2 separate regions of the Homo sapiens genome follow, and region 1 is linked to region 2. Evidence: chromatin contacts called from ENCODE Hi-C data. All regions are on one chromosome and are shown on one strand. Each heading gives the region's core, a stretch centred on a gene start or an enhancer-like site at or near the end of the contact. The rest is flanking DNA. Distances are from core to core; before and after follow the strand shown. Region 1 holds the start of SLC25A29 (solute carrier family 25 member 29). Region 2 holds the start of EML1 (EMAP like 1).

Region 1 (7,153 bases), core at 4,654-7,153, 510 kb before region 2:
ACACCCGTAAAGGGTCTGTGCTGAGGAGGATTAGTAAAAGAGGAAGGAACCCCTCGTTGCAGTTGAGACAAGAGGAAGGCATCTGTCACCCGCTCGTCCCTGGGCAATGGAATGTCTGGGTGTAAAACCCGATTGTATATTCCATCTACTGAGATAGGGGAAAACCGCCTTAGGGCTGGAGGTGGGACATGCGGGCAGCAATACTGCTCTGTAAGGCATTGAGCTGTTTATGTGTATACATATCTAAAGCACAGCACTTAATTCTTTACTTTGTTCATGATGCAGAGACCTTTGTTCACGTGTTCACCTGCTGACCTTCTCTCCACTATTATCCTATGACCCTGACACATCCCCCTCTCCGAGAAACACCCAATAATGATCAATAAATACTAAGGGAACTCAGAGGCTGGCGGGATTCTCCGTATGCTGAACGCCGGTCCCTGGGCCCCCTTTTTTCTTTCTCTATACTTTGTCTCTGTGTCTCTTTCTTTTCCAAGTCTCTCGTTCCACCTAACGAGAAACACCCATAGGTGTGGAGGGGCAACCCACCCCTTCAAGTTGGATCTTCCTGAATCTATCCTTAGAGATGGTCTCAACCCACAGTTTCACAGCCACCTTAGAACCACTAAAGAGCCTGGTTTAAACGCAGCTTTTGTCTCTACCTGCTCCCTGGGGCTGACTTCTTAGGTCTGGGGCAGGGCCTCAAAATCTGCCTTCCTAGCTGTTTGCCAAGGTGGCGGCAACTCAGCCCCACAGGGACCCACTGGCCAATTCCAACCCCAGAGGTCTAGAGAGGGAAAACCTGTGGCCAAGGCCACACAGCAGGACAGAGCAGAGTCTGGGTCCTCTCACCAGGCTGGGCTCCAAGGCTGCCTGCTCGCCCCTTGCTCAGGTTGGGAGGAGGCAAAGCTGGTGGGGCACAGCGTGGCGACCTGCCCCCTGTGGTTCCAGCTATTCAAGAGGCTGAGGTGGGAGGATGGCTTGAGCCCAGGAGGTTGAGGCAGCAGTGAGCTGTGACTGCACCACTGTACTCTGGCTGGGCAACAGAGCGAGACCCTGTCTCTCTCTCTCTCTCTCACACACACACACACACACACACACACACACACACACACACACACGGCACCAATCCCATTCCCTCATAACCTAATCACCTCCCAAAGGCCCTGCTTCTAACACCATCACCTCCGGGGTTAAGACTTCAGCATATGAGGAACAAAACACACTGGGGCCTACCTAAGGGTGGAGGGGAGGAGAGAGAGGATCAGTGGGCATTAGGCTTAATACCTAGGTGACAAAATAATCTGCACAACACACCCCCATGACATGGGTTTACCTATACGACAACCCTGCACATGTACCCCTCAACTTAAAAGTTAAAAAAAAGGACTTCAACATATGAACTTTGGGGGGACACACACATTCAGACCATGGCAGGTCAGCCAAGCCCCTTCTGAAGAGGTAAGCATTGAGCAGGAACCCAAATCCTGTTTGTTTATTTATTTATTTATTTTGAGACAGAGTCTCCCTCTGTTGCCAGGCTGGAGGGCAGTGGCGTGATCTCGGCTCACTGCAACCTCTGACTCCCAGGTTCAAGCAATTCTCCTGCCTCAGCCTCCCAATTAGCTGGGATTACAGGCATGCACCACCACGCCCAGCTGATTTTTGTATTTTTTTTTTTTTTGAGATGGAGTCTTACTCTTGTCACCCAGGCTGGAGTGCAGTGGCAAGATCTCGGCTCACTGCAACCTCCGCCACCTGAGTTCAAGCGATTCTCCTGCCTCAGCCTCCCGAGTCGGTGGGATTACAGGTGCCTGCCACCGCGCCTAATTTTTTTGTATTTTTAGCAGAGACGGGGTTTCAGCATCTTGGCCAGGCTGGTCTTGAACTCCTGACCTCATGATCCACCCGCCTCGGCCTCCCAAAGTGCTGGGATTACAGGCGTGAGCCACCACGCCCAGCCAGAACCCAAGTTCTAGAGGTAACGACGCCAGGCCAGGCAGAAGCTTCCAACATGGCAAAACCCCATCTCTACTAAAAATACAGAAAATTGGCCAGGCATGGTGTCGGGTGCCTGTAATCCCAGGCTACTAGGCCCCTTCCCAAGGACCCCAGGGACTCAGAGGAGCTGCCAGTGCCAAGGCCCTGAGAGGGGCACAAGCTTAGAGGGTGGGCTCCAATAAGAGGGCCAGAGGGCATGAAAGGTGGGAGGTGAGGTTGTAGTCTGGTTACCCTGGGCCTCACACCATGGCACTGAGCTCGAGTATTCCAATATGAGACAGGAGGCGACTGACAGCGCGCCGGCCCCACCAATCTTTGGCCAGGAGTTTGCAACCTGCTCAGGTGGCTCCCATCCCGAGTCTACACCTGTGCTTGCTGCCAGAGCCCTTCTGTGCACTCTCCCCTGCACAGCCTAACTCCTGGGAAGGTCTACACAGCTGGTGCCTCATCCTCTCCCCCTCAACTTGCCCTCTGGCAGCCTGAGTTGCAGCCACCCCCCCCAAGTCCTGGCCCAAACAGCTCCTGCAGGGGGTCATTCAGCTCCAAGATTCCAGGGTGGGGACAGAGACTTGCGTTTCCTTTTTACTTTCTGGCGTTTCTGATTTCTCCACACTGAACCTGTCTTGTGTGAGAATAAAAGCTGTACACAGGGAAAACTCCAACACACCCTTTCCAGTGAGCTGGCTTGACCCTCGGTGCCCCGTGACAGTCCCTCCGGCCTTGCTGTCCTGTGCTGGCCTTGGGTCTGCCCTGCCCCTTAAAAGGCTGGGGTCCTCAGGGCTGCACAGAGCCCTGCCTCCTCTGGGATGGGAGGTCCAGGGCTCTGTGGAACATGGGAGTTTGAGAAAGCACATTCTGTGCTGTAACCTTATCCTCAGGAAATGAAATAAAACAATAGACACTGAACCCAAGTGTCCAAGATGTAGGCATACGGATTCATTTACTTGGCACCAACTTTTTCACTCCTCCTTTCTGGTCTCTCCTCAGCCCTGACATGGAGGTCAGGGATTTGTGTCTGTCTTGTCCCCAACACAGGGCACAGGGCAGTGCGCCGACTGAGTGCATGATTCCCAGGCAGCAGGGAAACAGGGTGCTCAGGAAGATGTGGTTTTGCAAAGTTTAGTAACCCAGCAGCACACCCGTGTGGACGCATCCCTTTCCAGTGCCTGTCCTCACCCCCTCCCCAATGTCCCCCACCCAGTGTCAACTGTGCAGGCCCTGGGCACACCAAGATGAAGGGGACAGACCTGGGACCTGCCCTCAGGGTACTTCCAGCTGAAGGCAGCCCCCTGTCACCCACAAGGGAGCTGAGGCTCCCTTGGCGGGTCAGGTCAGGCAAATCTGTCCCAGAGCCCAGTCCTCCACTGTCCCCCACATGTTGACCTTAGTCCCCAAATCCAACAGCCCTCCCCCGACCACACACACACACCCAGAACCCTGCCCTCTCCTTGCAAAGTGCACAGCTAAGGGCCCGCACTCCTCATCTCCCAGGCCTGGCACGATCCCACTGCTGCCCTCACACGGCCTGCCTCAGCTCTCTCAACAAAGGACCCTCCCTGCAAGGAGGTTTTTCTTTTTGAAATAGGGTCTTGCTCTGTCATCCAGGCTGGTGCACAATGGTTCGATCATAGCTCACTGCAGCCTTGACCTCCTGGGCTCAAGCGACCCTCCTGCCTCGGCCTCCTGAGTAGCTAGGACTACAGGCCTGCAGGCATGCGCCACCACATCCTGCCGATTTTTTTTTTTTTTAGAGATGGGGCCTCACTATGTTGCCCAGGCTGGCCTCAAACTCCTGGCTTCAAGCGATCCTCCTGCCTCAGCCTCCCAAAGTGCCTGGATTACAGGCATGAGCCACTGAACCCAGCCTCAAGGAGGTTTCTGAAGCTCAACTATGGAATACCTACTGTTTACCAGGCTACTAGGCCCCTTCCCAAGGACCCCAGGGACTGACAGCTCAGTGCAACCTGCCCCAAGCATAATTTTCAAGGCATGTGCATTCTCTCAATAACAAAGCAAAACAGGTCATGCTTGTCTCCTTATCCGTTTCCATCATTTTCTCACTACTGCCACATGCTGTCAAGGTACTGGATTTCCCTCCCAAACCTCCTCAACCAGGAATGGATGTGCAGGGATTTGTGCTTTACCTCATGAGCCCTCCAGCATCCCAAGGACATCCTGTTCCTAAGGTAAGTGACTACATGTAGGTAGTCCAGTGTAATCACTGTGTCTGCAGGAGGCCTCCAGCCACCTGAGTAGCCCCACAGCCAGCTCCTGCCCTTTTGGGTCTGGGCTTCTCTTGGGGCCCCCATACCACTGCTTTTCTGGCCCATGGGCCACTCTCCCCCATCCGCACACCTGCCTCCCTGAGGCAACCAAGTGGGTCAGAGAGGCTGTCGATATTCAAACCCAGGCCTCCAGACCCCTCGTTCAGGGCCCACCAGCCATCACGAGCCCTGGACTAGGAGTCAGCAGACCTAGGGTTTGGGTCTCTGCTTAACATTCTACTTAGACTCTAAAAGGAAACTAACATGAGCACTGGGGACCCCTGCCCCTAGCACCAGGCTGCACTACTGACAACACCTACCTGTGTGTCCTAGTACCAAATACACAGAACCTTTCGACCTGCACCTCCAGGAGGTAGGTACCCACTGGAATTTGGATAAAAGAACCATGTGACCCTAAACCTGGAAACGTGGCACACGGTGTGGCCTTGCCTGCCTGCAGGCCCTAAAGAAGGAAGCTGGGCCCGGCCTAAGGCTGATCTGACTCCTACAGCGAAGAGAAAGCGCCTGGCCCGTCCCTGCTCCCAGGCTCCAACCTGACAGTCTGGACCTCCAGAGGCGCTGGGGAAGGGCTGGTGGGAAGTCACCGAATGGGACGCTCCACAGGGACCAGGGCAGTCCCTTGCCACTGCGAATGTCAGGGACTCCTGGGGGGCCGAGTCAGACTCGGCTCTCATTCATCCCCGCAGCCCATGGATACCCTGGTGACCCAGAGCCAAGCACCCTCCGACTTCAGCGCCTGAGCGCGGCCCCTACCGAGCCCCTCCGGTCTCGCCCCGTCCGGCCGCCGCTGACGGAGGCGCTGCGATCTGGCCCGACTCCACTCTGCAGCCCAGTCCAGGAACCTCCCTCTCTCCACAACCTTCCGCGGCTCCCGCGACCCGCAGTCCTCGGGAAGGAGCTGTGGCCCGAAGGCCTGCTGCGCCCTTTGCCCATGGCCCCTTTCCCTTTTAAGGTTCCCTGCTCTCCGCCCAAATCCCAGCCTCAGGCTCCGCAGGAAGCGCCCGTGCGCGTCCGACCCCCAGAACCCGGCGGGTTCGGCCAGGAGTCCGGAAGCCCCGGAGGCCACCGCCGCCGCGGGCGCGCAGGCGGGACGGGCAGAGGCTCCCCACGGGCGATTCCCGCTCGCGGAGTTTCGCAACTAGCGGCGTCCCAGTCTGCGGGCCTCGGAACGTCCCGGCGCTCCACGGCCGTTTTCGCGGCAGGGTCCGCACGGCACAGACTAGGGCGCTGAGGTTCTGCGGCGGCGCCGGACTCCGAACCCAGGGTCCGGTTCCCGACCCGGTCCAGACCAGAGCCACCCCGCGTACTCCGGGTGGGGGAGTCCTCGGCTCAACCCCGCCACCCCGCGCGTCCCCTCCCGCCGGACCTGCGCACCCAGCGCGCTCTTTGTCTGAGGCGTCCCCGCGCCCCGCCCGCGCGCCCACCACGTCCCCCGCGCCCCGCCTCCCGCGCACGCCCGGCCAATGAGGCGCGGCGGCGAAGCGCAGTGCCCGGGGTGTTGTCCGCGCCGTGCCCGCCCATTGGCCTCACTCGGCGCCCCCACCCGGGCCCTGCCGGCAGGCACGAGGGGCGGGGCGCGCGGCCCGAGGTGAGGGACCGCGGGCCGGAGGGGATCCAGCGAGTCAGCTGCCGCCGAGGGACCAGCGCGGGTCTAGCTGCTGCCGCCATCCCCACCATCCCTGACCGCGCCTGCCCGGGCTCCGCGCCAGGAGGAGCGGCCAGGCCCAGCCCCGGCACCGCGCGCTCGGGGACCCCGACGGCGCCCAGCCCGGCGAGGGGCCTCAGGGGGAGGACGAGGAGGAAAGGCGGCCTCGCCGGGGACCCGGCCATGGCGCTGGACTTCTTGGCTGGATGCGCGGGGGGTAAGGAGGCGGCGGGCCGGGCCGGGCCGGGGCGAGGCGTCCGGGGAGGGAGGTCGGCCCACCAGCACGCCCTGGCCTCGCGGCTTCCCGCTGGCGGGGGTCGCCGCGTCTGTGAATGGGGACCACAGTTCTCTTGCCTCGGGCGGGTCTCGTGGGCGTAAATTGACTTCAGGCCCGGGCTGTCCGCGAGGGCAGGTGTCTTTATTCTCTCTGGGCACGCTCGGACGGGAGGTCTGGGGCGCCGGGGCAGCACCGTGGCTGAGCGGAGGCCAGGACTGCCGGGAGGATGCCCCACTGCCCCCCGCGCCGAGGTCCCGGGCTCATCTCCTTCCCCTCCCCCATCCCCATCCGTTGCGCACTGGGAGCAGGGTCCCCTCCCCCGGCCGTATATTTCGGGACTGACTCCACCCCGTCCCGCGCAGCCATCCAGCGGGGTTGGGGCTACGGAGCCGACCCCCTACTCGGCTGGCCTTGGAGGGCACTGAACCACTCTGGCGCCGAGTCACGCCTTGGAACGCCGCCCCTTCCTACGCGGTTTTGTGAGCTGTTGGGGGCGGAAGGGGGGTGGTGGGTGGGTCGGGCGAGCCGGTGTGGGGCACCTTCTCCGAGGCGCGGTCGCGGCTCTGGGGTTCCTCCCATGCAGTTGTCCCCGGGAGGGCCCGGGCGGGCGTGCAGTCCAGGCTCTCCCATGCCCCGACCGTGGGCGTCGGGCACGGCACTTCCCTGTTGGGCCTCTGGCTTCTCTGCTTTTACCTTGAGGGTTAATTTATTCACCAGGATTTAGATGTCGGGGGCGGGGGAGGGTGGTTGGCGGCGGGAGTTGCTGAGAGGGCCGGCCGCTTATCCCTGTTTGGTCCCACTTTTCTCCCAGCACCTGCCCTTGTTCACCGCCTCTTCATCTACTTGGATTTGGCTCGAATAAACCCTCAGCTCCCGGCCAGCGCTGAGAGCCCTGGCGGAAGAGTGGGTAGCGGTGGCCTTAAGTATTAAATCTGTGGCGTCGGA
Region 2 (6,510 bases), core at 3,599-6,098:
GAAGCAACCAGGATGATTAAGGGTCTAAAATTACGTCTTAAGAGCTAGAAGATGTGAGAAAGAACTATAATCATTGTCTTCAAACATGTGATGACCTAATATATGGATAAGATATTAAACCTATTCTCTACGGACCCAAGGAACACAACTTCGGCTGATTTTTCACTGCTTGTAGGAACTGACAGTCTGAACTGTCTGGAGAAAAAATGGATTGCCTGGAGAGGTAGTTACTTTCCAGTCTCTTGAAAATGCTCATGCACAGGTTGAACAGCCTTTCTAGCTTTGAACAGCCTTTCCAGCTTCCCCCACAGGGCAGAGATTTCAAGCTGGAGGGGTGGGGGAAGGAGAGGAGGGCCAAAGCACCATCCTCTCCCCACTCCCTGTCAGCTATGCCAGCTCTGTATCTATCTGCTTTACCATTGGGTTCCTGGGTAACCTTTACTTTGAAGAAACAGCTCAAAGGCTTAAGAAAGTAAACCATGAGATGAGATTACTTGCCAGGTCCGTTCAGGCACTGAGATTCTTATAACCTGTGGCAACCACGTGCAGTTGTGCACTGACTCGTTTTGGTGAGCTGTGATTGATCAAAGGATCCAAAGGACTCATGGAAATGCATGAGCAACATTTTGTTACTTGCTCCCACTTCTTTCCCTCTTTCATCCATTTCCTTAATTACTTATTCTTTTATCAAAAATGTATAATAAAACAAGCTTAATATTTAGGTTTCAAAAAGTTAAGACTGGTTCCTAAAAATGTTAAGCCCAGAGTTACCATATGACCTAGCAATTCTGCTCCTAGATATCTGCCCAAGAGAAATGAAAACATAGGTCCACACAAAAATGTGCATGTGAGTGCCCATAGTAGCATTATTGATAAGAGTCAAAAAGTGGAAATAACCCAAATAACCCATCAACAAGTAACAGATTTAAACAGTGTGGTATCTCTCCACAAGGGAATATAATTTGGCCATAAAAAGGAATGGCATGATGACACAGGCTACAACATGGATGAACCTTAAAACATATGCTAAGTGAAAGAAGCCAGGAACAAAATACCAAACATTCTATAATTCCATTTAAATAAAATGCCCAGAATCTATAAAGACAGAAAGTAGATTAATGGTTGCCAGGGGTGAGGGCGATGGGGGAACATGGAGTGACTGCTAGTAGGTACTAGGGTTTCTTCTGGAGTAATGCAAAGGTTCTAAAATCAGAGAGTGGTAACAACTGGACAATTCTGTGAATATACTACACGCACTTAATGGTACACTTTAAAAACACATTTTTATGGTATGTAAATATTTCAATAAAGCTATTACTCTCTCACACACACACACACACACACACACACATACACACACAAAGATTTAGACTGGTATCCAAGCCCTTCCTAGTTCTGTGGCCTGATAAAGTTGCCAAATCTCTTCGAGCCTCCGTTTTCTCAGGCACAAAGGAAGGATGGTAACACCACCTACTTCAAAATGAGGCCTCGAAGAAAATATGGAGTTATTTCCCAAATCATAAATTGTCTTATAAAGGATAGCTACTGTTCACTTTTTAAAACACTTCAGGTTTTTTTTTTTTCCCAGCATTAAAAGAAGTTTGTGAGCTGGGCATGATAGCACGCACCTGTAGTCCCAGCTACTTGAGAGACTGAGGTAGGACTGCTTGAGCCCCAGGAGTTTGAGTCTGCAGTGAGCTGTGATCATGCCACTGCACTCCAACCTGGGTCACAGAGCAAGGTGTGGCTCAAAGAAAAAAAAAAAAAAAAGCTTGTGATTTCTAGCTCACTTTACAGATTTCAAATACTCTGAAGAAAACAATGCACACATTTTCTGCTTAAATGAGAAAGACAGTTCCTGAAAGATGAGGATGAGCCTTTTCAGGAGGCTAGATACTGCCTAACTTTGCATTTAATGTCCACTACAAATTATGAGGAGAGACACCAAGAAAGAAGTATAAGAGAAGACAGAAATTTCATTCATTAGAACAAACTTTTCTCTTTCTCCCTTCTCATTTACACATTATCTTCTCTCTCTCTCTCTCTCTCTCTCTCTCTCTCTCTCTCTCTCTCTGAGACAGGGTCTCACTTTGTCACCCAGGCTGTAGTACAGTGGCACAGTCATAGCTCACTGCAGCTTCAAACTTCTGGGCTCAATCAATCCTCCCATCTCAGCCTCCTGAGTAGCTAGGATTACAGGTTCAAGCCACCATGCCCAGCCAACTTTTAAAAATTTTTTGTAGAGGGGGGTCTTGCTATGTTGCCCAGGCTGCTCTCAAACTCTTGGCTGCAAGTAATCCTCCCGCCTCAACTTCGCATATCTTGATCTTGTCTTTATTTGACCAGAAGGAAATTAACTATGACAGTCATCCAAATAATATGTGTGAATTATATTTTCTAAAGCTGTAACCATGATTTTTTAGTTTCTGTCACTATTAACAGCATGACGCATACTGAACATATGAAAATGTATGAGTTCATGTATTATGCTGCTGTCTTGCCATTGTAATGTAAGTCTCTCATTTAAAAAGAAAAAATTGTTTGCCAATGTAGCTAATGAAATATCCAAATGTTTAATTTAGTTCCTAGTGAAATGGCATTTCTGTGATCCACTGCTTTAATTGAATCATCATAGTAATTAACTGACTTGTATTCATTTATATCTTCACTTAATGAAAGCCTCTTAAAATGTTTCACATCAAAACATCTGTTGCCTAAGACATCACCAGTTAACATTGACTTCTGCCCCATAGGCCACTCTTGCTTTAAACTTTATTCATTAGACAACCTAAAAAAAAAATAACAAATACAGAGCTGAGAACTTTTTGAGAAAAGTAATTCAATAGTTATAAAGTGATCTTATTGTTTGATTCTAGTTAAGGTGGTTTTTCTTTAAACCAATACTTCTACAAAATATAAGAGTTGGTTTTTACTTTCTTCTGGACATCACCACCAGTAAAATACCATGCCAATATCTCTAGGCTGGCAATTAAAAGGAAAATGCAGAAAACGAAAACATTCATGAACAGACGTGTAGGTCAACTTCATGACTAAACTGCTATTTAGGAACAGTATGACCAGGCCCCAAACAACTGCTCCAATAAAAATATCTAGGCTCATTTTCATATCGCAAATCAAGCTGTCAATAATACGCCCACAGATTAAATTTGTAAGACCTGATGCCTCAAAGTCATTTAATACAAATTTCAGCCACATATCTTTCCAACTAAGCATAGGGAGAATTCTACCATAAGCATATAACTACTTTTTAGATCAAAAACAATAATTCAAATATGATTGATTATAAGTCAATTAAGGAACCTATTCAAAATGTTAATTGAGGAATCTATTTAACCTACTGGAGAGCAAAACCGTTCCCATGACTCTATACTATAAAGTATTCCAGGGACCACCAGCATACCAAATACATTCTACCTGCCCTCAACACCTTCTGAGGCTCAAAAACACAGGTGTTCTGCTCTTGGAAACTGGCGTTAAATTCAGAGAAAAAGCAGAAACTTTCTTTAATTCCACTGAAGAGGGAATTACTAAATTCATGAAGGCCCACAAATGGTTCAGATGTAAAGTATAAGCTGCAAAAGCTATCAGAGTATACATTCTACCATGAACAAGATGATAAATTTCACCAGAGATAAAAAATACCACTACAGAGGATGAATCAACACACTCATTACTCTTTACTGCTACAGTGACAAACAGGTGTCGAATAACAAGAAAACTTTCCCTAAATCACAATACAATAGCAAAATAAATTGCTCCAGTTGTCAAAGGGTCTAGAATTCAAAATTATTCCGACTGCACTTAAGCAAATTCTATCAAATACACATTTTTTTTTCCCATTAACAAACTTTTGGGGCCCTTTGATGGAGCAATAAATCCAACATGTAAAAAAAAAAAAAAGTGTGGTTAACTTTTGTGCGTGAATTATCACACATCATGTTCTGATAAAATATTCAGTGTGCTATGAAAATCTTTTTCAACCCTGCCAATGAGACTGAAATCTTTCAAGCATGTAGGATTTCATATTTTTAAAAAGATGCCATATTGGTGGATATGAATGTTTCCTTCCTGTAAAATTGCAAAAACAAAAAAAGAAAAAAGAATCCATTATCCCATAAACAAAATAAGAAGCAACACTGAGGCCAGGTCCACTTTGGCTTTCCATTTAAAAAGCTCTAGATTGTATTAAATTGTGATGATTTCATTAAAGTAGACCTGAATGGGTTCTGGGGGTCCAAACACTGCGTGCATCCTCGCAGGAGGGTTTTGTTATTAAAGGATTTGTTTCCCGAGTTCTTCATCCAGTCATTTCCAAACAGATGTGGGTCGGGAAGCAAAAAAGCAACACGTTCCCCGGAACGCGGAGGCTGCCCGGGCCTCCCCGCCGCCCTGTGCCCCACGCGCCTCCGCCCGGGCGCGCTCCGCGGGTGCTGGAGCCGGCGGGGTCCGCGCGCCAGTGCCGGGAGCCGGGGTGGCGGCGGGGAGCCCGGGGCGGCCCGGAGCGAGGCGCGGCCCCGCGGCTCCAACACAATGCGCCGGCGGCGGGAACGGGGACCGCGCGCCCCTCCGCAACAACTTTGCGCGGCCTCGCCCGCGGCCGCCGGGCCTCGGCCCCTCGGCTTGGTCCCCGCCGTCGCCGTCGCCGCCGCCCGCCACCAGCCGCTCGCCGCCCCGGCCCCGCGCGGCCGCCCCTCACCGTTGCAGAACTGGAGCAGCGAGGACGTGTCGTACAGGCTGCTGTAGCTGGAGAAGCCGTCCTCCATGCTGAGGCCGCCGGGCCGCGCCCGCTCCCCGGCCCGGCCGCGCCGCCGCCGCTCACCACACACTGAGCTGAGCCCGACCGCGACCGGCGCTGGCGCTGGGGCCGGCCCTGCTGTGGCGGCTGCTGCTGCCGGTTACCATGGCAACCCCGGGCCCGCCGCCGCCGCCGCAGCCGCGCGAGCCCAGCGCCCGCTCCGCCCGCGAGGGGGCGGCCTCGGCGGCCGCGGGGCCCGGGCCGGGAGGGGGACGTGGCGGGGCGGGGCCGAGCCTCCCCGCGCCTGCGGCCTCTTTCCCCGCGGGGAGCGCGGCCCGGGCGGCCTGGGAGCCGCAGGGGCGCGTCTGCCGCCCGCTGTCCCCTTGGCCAGGCCCCGCCTCCGCGCACGGGGGCTCAGGGGCTGCGGGGCGCGGCGGGCGGCCCTTGCGGGGGCGCGGGGACAAAGACCAAGGCCGGGAGAGAGCGGGCGCGTGGGGCCCGGGGTAACCTCCGCCACGGACACCCAAGCCCACCCGCCCCCGACGCGCTGTTCCCGCGCCCGCGGGCAGCTCCACGACCAAACATGGACAACGCGCCCGCACATTTCGGCCGTTTCCACGCCGCGGCTCACTGTGGCCCACATCCGACCGGCGCGTTCCTCTGTCCACACGTTTTTCCGCGGCAGCAAGGCCCTGCCTCAGTGAGACTTAGCACGGGACTGGCAAGTCAGCTCGAACCTTCGCTCACACTGGGCCAGAGAGGCTATCCTGGTACCAGGCTGGAAGTCCCCCGTGTTGAGGACTCGACGCAGCTAAAACATCGCTTTGTGGTTTCTCTATGATCAGCCCCTGGGATACAGATCTGTCACGTTACAGGCTTGTTAACTTGCTACAGGACTAAGGAAATCAGTATTTATTCTACATCAGAAAGACACCAAGAGTTAGGAGAAAATAGCGCAGTCGGAGAAACACATAGATCTATGAGTTTGTAACTTTTCCAGGCCATACACGTATAAATGCTGTTAATGGTTCGCATTTTATACCCATGGAGTAAAGTAAGTAAAGATGCGCCAAATAACGAGTGGGAAGCAATAAATTAGAATATATAAAATGGATCATCTAACCCAAGAATGAGCTTGGTCCCAAAGAGACTGCAGAACGTTTACACTTCCTGTTGCATCAGTCATAATTCAGTTCCATGCCAAAATCTGAAATGGTAGGTACTAACTTGTGCAGGTTGAATAGAGTAGGTGAAATAAGAACTGAGTAAGTTAAAATTAGGAAAACTCGTAGGTCTCGCTTGGGCTCAGAGGCCTGTCCTTCCAGAAGCCCAGCTTGGACATCAGTAGATGGCAGGTGAGGGACAGGGCTCTGTCACTCTGCGTGCGGCACGGTTAGTGCATGGGTTAGTAAGGACTGGTGCTATATGCTGTGGGCAGAGGGAGAAGTTTAAGAGCTTATTCCTGTCCTAGCAGGATTGTTAATTGGGAAGATACATTGTGAGTGAAGGCTGAAGGGCCACAGGTGCTGCGGGTTTGACTGTGACTTGGTGGATGGAGGACAGTGGGCAGGACACTGCTAGTGAGGAAAGAAGGAACGGTGCCTGCAGACATTGTGCAGACAAGTGGGAAATAAGACTGGACTGAGGGCAAGGGGCCAGGTAAGAGAGGCCCCAAGAGCTGCAGAGGAGCCTGAACCAGACTTGGGGGGAGATGGAGGAACGCTTGGAGGGTTCACGCAGGCAGGCCACTGTTG

The links. Hi-C counts contacts between places; a loop is a spot of excess contacts on that map. Pooled maps may share reads with other maps.
Region 1: a map with no recorded cell type shows a loop between it and region 2 (4-fold over the local background). The contact joins the promoter of SLC25A29 here to the promoter of EML1 in region 2. A Hi-C loop is called at or near these places in 1 of 37 single-sample maps with no recorded cell type and 2 of 50 pooled maps.

The regions. Positions count from the first base shown.
Region 1 is chr14:100,305,194-100,312,346 of GRCh38, reverse strand. SLC25A29 (solute carrier family 25 member 29) reads left to right here and starts at 5,903. Exons shown (of 4, transcript NM_001039355.3): 1 at 5,903-6,148. The coding sequence starts at 6,115. MIR345 (microRNA 345) reads right to left here and starts at 4,488; the gene lies at 4,391-4,488. RefSeq lists enhancers at 4,923-5,092, 5,123-5,192, 6,401-6,967 and silencers at 5,283-5,352, 5,443-5,912, 5,973-6,072.
Region 2 is chr14:99,791,751-99,798,260 of GRCh38, reverse strand. It overlaps EML1 (EMAP like 1), which reads right to left and starts at 4,848. Exons shown (of 22, transcript NM_004434.3): 1 at 4,718-4,848. The coding sequence starts at 4,784. RefSeq lists an enhancer at 4,096-4,927 and a silencer at 4,675-5,154.